2 separate regions of the Homo sapiens genome follow, and region 1 is linked to region 2. The links are chromatin loops, found by intact Hi-C in ENCODE. Cell type or tissue: lower leg skin. All regions are shown on one strand.

What was found. Hi-C counts contacts between places; a loop is a spot of excess contacts. Peaks named below come from ENCODE experiments on the same cell type or tissue, not always from the same donor. Only the 100,000 strongest peaks of a DNase experiment are listed, where the experiment ranks them.
Region 1: a loop joins it to region 2, with 13 times the contacts of the local background. A loop is called at or near these places in 1 of 110 quality-filtered maps.

What each region holds. Positions count from the first base shown.
Region 1 is chr6:22,055,238-22,057,737 of GRCh38, reverse strand. CASC15 (cancer susceptibility 15) reads right to left here. Exons shown (of 12, transcript NR_015410.2): 8 at 1,048-1,192. Among named protein-coding and RNA genes, the nearest start is that of NBAT1, 91 kb to the left of the region's middle. In lower leg skin, no CTCF peak of the experiment used is centred here; a DNase peak (open chromatin) is centred at 1,099.
Region 2 is chr6:21,165,987-21,168,486 of GRCh38, reverse strand. All of the region lies in intron 13 of CDKAL1 (CDKAL1 threonylcarbamoyladenosine tRNA methylthiotransferase), which reads right to left. Among named protein-coding and RNA genes, the nearest start is that of LINC00581, 340 kb to the left of the region's middle. RefSeq lists a cis regulatory region at 2,013 and an enhancer at 1,941-2,085. In lower leg skin, no CTCF peak of the experiment used is centred here; no DNase peak of the experiment used is centred here.

The sequences.
Region 1 (2,500 bases), 890 kb before region 2:
ATTCTGTTATTAAAATACCTTCTCTCCACATGGTAATAACACTTAACATAAATGGAAAGGAAGGCAGGGGGCAGAAATTTAAAATGAACTTAGAATCACAGTGGAACCCTGGTAAATCCTAATATAGCACCAAACTTTGCACAAGCCTTCAACCAGTGATTTAATTATTAAAATCCTTCCCCCTGCCAAAAAAAAAAAAAAAAAAATTCACCATAGTCCAATTCAATTTACCTAGGAGGATGCTTCAGAATATATCCACACAAGACCGTAATGTGAAATTTGTATTTATAAAGAAGAAACACAGCCTTGGCCTCCTCTTATGAAGACAGGCACAGAGGCACACCCACTCATACCAAAACCAGAGGACTCTATGTTCAATTAAATTGGCTCTATTTGGCCCGGCACGGTGGCTCACGCCTGTAATCCCAGCACTTTGGGGGGCCGAGGCGGGCAGATCACGAGGTCAGGAGATCGAGACCACGGTGAAACCCCATCTCTACTAAAAATACAAAAAAATTAGCCAGGCGTGGTGGCGGGCGCCTGTAGTCCCAGCTACTCGGGAGGCTGAGGCAGGAGAATGGCATGAACCCAGGAGGCGGAGCTTGCAGTGAGCCGAGATTGCGCCACCGCATTCCAGCCTGGGCGACAGAGGGAGGCTCCGTCTCAAAAAATAAAAATAAAAATAAATAAATTAATTAATTGGCTCTACGTAAAAGGTCTCTAGGTAACACTTAAATTGGCATGAAACAAAATAATTCACCTGAGGAAGGGAAAGGGGAAGAGTTAGAAATTAACCCTTTCCTGAAAGAAGACAGACAATTCCCCCAGCCACACCTGGAAACTCAAGAGCAGCCTTTGATGTAGTCATCTGTCTTCAGCCCAAAAGCTCTAGGGAGACGACCTAACATTTACGTGGCTTGGTAAAAAATAATTTGCTCTGAGGTAATTTAGTGTAAGCTCAGGTCATGGCCCGAACTTGCCAAATAAACAGAACCGCCCGGGACTCTTTCCAGTGGCGCTAGCCTCCAGACTGATGAGCTTGCTCACCTGGCTGGCTCTCTTCTTCCCATTGATCCTCACTCATTTCCTCTGGGTTTTCCATGCGTGTGGCGTGCTTCGGGCAGGGCTACATGCTTGGGCTTTTTGGCTTTGCTGGATTCCTCTTGGCAGTCACACTTGGACTCCACAGCTCCTGGGAAGGAAGAGAGAAAAAAGGAGGTGCAGTCTTGAACGGGGATAGAGCTGTGACCTCCCAGCCTATAAAGAACATGTTTTGCCTTGCCGGGATGGGGAAACAGCTTTTGAAGTCTAGCCCAGGCCTCCCTGGTGCAGATCATCTACCAGCTATTGTTCCAGCACAGATTTCCACTCTACATAATGGAGACACAATGAAAAAGGGATTCATTCACTGACTCTTTATGGAATGCTCACTATACTCAAGGTACTGGGAGCAGGAGAGAACATACTGGGGAAAGGCAGGCATGTGTCCTCAGAGTAGAAGAAAATATCCAAAAAGAAATTTTTATGTGAACAGACTTTGTTTGGGCTAAATGCTTCCTGATATGTGAACAGAATATAAAATATGAATTTGGTAACTTAATTGATGAAACTGTCCATATGTAATTTAAAAGAAAAACAGGGATCTAGTTTTGGTAAAATCATAGCCACTCTCCAGATCCAACCCCAAAGCTGTTTTTGTAAACCACTTTTGGCAGAATTTCTCACCTCGGTGATAGAGATAACACCAGGTTATTAATCTGTGGTTTCAAAGAAGAGAAAAATTAGTGGCAGGAGGACTGGATGATTTTTTATTAAAACCAGGTCAATTAAGGGAATCTTTGCTAGCCAATATACTTATACCCACTGGAATGTGTTAAAAAGCCAAAATCCTGTCCAGTTCAATCCCAGAAGAAAAACATGCAGAGAACAGCAATATTCAGCAATGAGTACTGAAAGTATTTTCAAGTCTGGGCAGCATTCTAGAAATTACTAAATTAACCAATGATGTTGTGTTGAACAGAACTCTCATCCTGAATATAATTATATTAAAACTTCTGACGATTTCTTCCCTCAACGTGCTATCCTCTGGTTGTAGGAGGTTAGGGTTAAGAAGAAAGGACATAGGGATGGGACAAGGAGGAAGGGAAGAAAATACTCACAAAAACCATATTCATAATTCAGCAGTTTTGTACAATGACAGATCATTCATGTACTATTTTTTACTCATGAAACTAAATTCATTCATTACCTAACATTTATTAGGCTTATTGAATAAATTATAGAAATGTAAATCACAAAATGAATTATATAACAAAATGTAGGTTCTTATTACATGCCAAGATTAATGTATTTTCTCCTTATGTAAATTTTCCTGGAATAAATACAAAGTTGAACATAATACTTTCAAATCATCTTCCAGTTTCCCTGAATTAGAAAACACTATGAACAATGTATTCAGTTGTGTGTGTGTGTGTGTGTGTGTGTGTGTGTGTGTGTGTAT
Region 2 (2,500 bases):
GTCAGTTAAGTATTAAAGGGTCTTCCCACTAGTGAATAAAAATTAATCTCTCTGTAGCTTCCATATGTTACCTGTACAGCATCTGCTCAAATGAGTTGTCTTTCTAGGCTGCTTGACATGTTAGGAACCTGAAAATGATCCCATCTTGACTGAATCTCAAATGCCCTTCCTGAGCAGCACTGATGAAACAGATGGAGCACCTGGATGTTATCTGCTTTGGATCTGGTTCTCAGGAGGAGGAGGAGCAGAAGGCTGGGCACAACGGTGTTTGAGGTTCTCAACTGCCCCCAGAAAGAAGGGTTGACTTGATTTACATTGACTTCAACTTGATTATCTTGATCTACTTAACTGCATTTTCGGCTTTTATGCTCAAGCCACCGGTCAGCATGCTTCCTATGGTCAACTGCAGTCTTTGACTACATGCAGGATATCTCAAATGCAGCTTGGAACATAACTTAACCATTCCTCAGGTTTACTGCCAAACGATAATGCTTTGCCAGTTCTGCAAAGCTGTTTATAATTTAGTATACTTTCTTGGGTGTGCACGTCTACTTATCAGCTTGCAATAGTTTCAAGGGCTTCTGAAGACATCTGCGGAATGAGATGACAGAGGGCCTTAGAAGCTCCGACATAGATTATAACATCAGCTGGCAGTGCCTTGTGTCTCCTTGAGTAAGGCTTATGAAGCCATGAATTTAATTTATTAAATAAAATGGAATCTCCTGATTTATTTCACTGGTGAAGAATGTCTTAGACAAGGTACTGTCACATGGCCATCCATTAATAATACAGTTAAGATTTTGGTCACTTAATCAGTTTACAAGCTTTGCAGTAGCCATCTGAGAGTGGGCATTCTTAAGGTGTCAAAGGAAGGTCAAAGAATAGAATACTGAGAATCTTGGACTTGCCATCAATTTGATGTGAACGAGAGTGTGTATTCTTGACCACAGTAGGTCCTAAAAGAATAATTCTGGTGACATGGGCTAAATGATTTAAAGTTAAGTGGCTATTGTTGGATAGGGTTTTCATATCTATTATAAACTAATTGCCATCTTTGGTTCCAGGCTAATTAAGTGTTTTCTAATATTTATAAAACAGTCCTGCCATAGTTCATATGAATCAGTCATGGTTACTTTTGGTGGCACAGTAATTAGAAATGATTAAGTCAGCTGGTTGTCAGCTTTGACAGTACCTTTGGCAGAAATATTTTAGAAAAGCAACTCTAAACTTAAAATCTAATGGCATTACTACTCAAACTCTTTCTCACGGGCTCAAAAACACCATTGAAACTAAGCGCACATTTGTTAGAACTACAGGATATGCCATAAACTAACCGTAGCCCATAATAGATGTACAAACAGGCAAGCCACAGTGCCTGTTTTGCTTTTCTGATATCACATTGCTTTCACCTACATTATCTCATTTGTTCCTCATGACAACTATTTGAAGTATCATTATCTCTAGGACACAGATAAGGAAACTGAGGCTCCCAGAGGTTAAGTGACATACTCAAGGTCACCCAGCTGGTATATGGTGGAACCAGATGTCAGTCTGGGTGTTCTGTCTTCAAGGGTTGTTTTCTTTTCACTTTCACACCTGCCCTCTTAAGAGACCGGCACTGATGTAGATATGAATAGGAGCATCACATGAGACAGACAGTCAGAGTGGGGTACAATGAGGTTAGCAACTTCTGCATCACAGTTACTTGATTATCTCTCTGCTTTTTTTTAAATCCCAAATTTAAAAATCCAAATACTTTTTAGCAGGTAAAACATTTTCCTTTTCAATCAAAATGTTCTACTATGCTCTCTTTGATTAGTCTATTGAAAGCTAAACCTTTGTCCACTGAAGTTTTTTTAATAGTGAAATTTCAGATGAGGAGATTGGATTGGTTGATGGCTAGCATGTCAAAGGACCTGGCCTATCAAGAAGTTATTAAAGCAATTAGCCTTTAACGAAGCTGCTGCAGGAGAAGCTGTAGCATCTTTTCCACTGGCACTCCTGCAGGTCTATGCCATTTCGTGCCTGGCATGTTATGTATGATCTACTTCATGCTATCCTCAAACTCACCCTACCTTTCCCTCTTCCAGCCTTAAAACTGGTAGGGGAATTTTCTTTACAAAGTCCAAATCTAATCACCTGAAACATTTTAACGGTCCCTCATTACCTACAGAATAAAGTCTGCTTTCACAATTCCCACCTCTCTGCACTCTTTCACGTCATACCTCATTTTCTGGTAATAGTGAAAAACTACATGAAGTTATCTGAACATGGCAGGCTCTCTCACACATCTGTATCCCTACGACTACCCCCTTTTTCTTCCCAATTTAATTATCAGGTCAACTCCTAACAATATGAATGCTAATTCTGTACTGGCTCTGTTCTGAGTACTTCATATATGTAACATGTGTAATGCTCACAGCAACTCTATGAGGTAAGCACTATTATTATTCCCTATCTGATGATTCGGGAACTACAGCATAGAATGGTTAGTTACTTT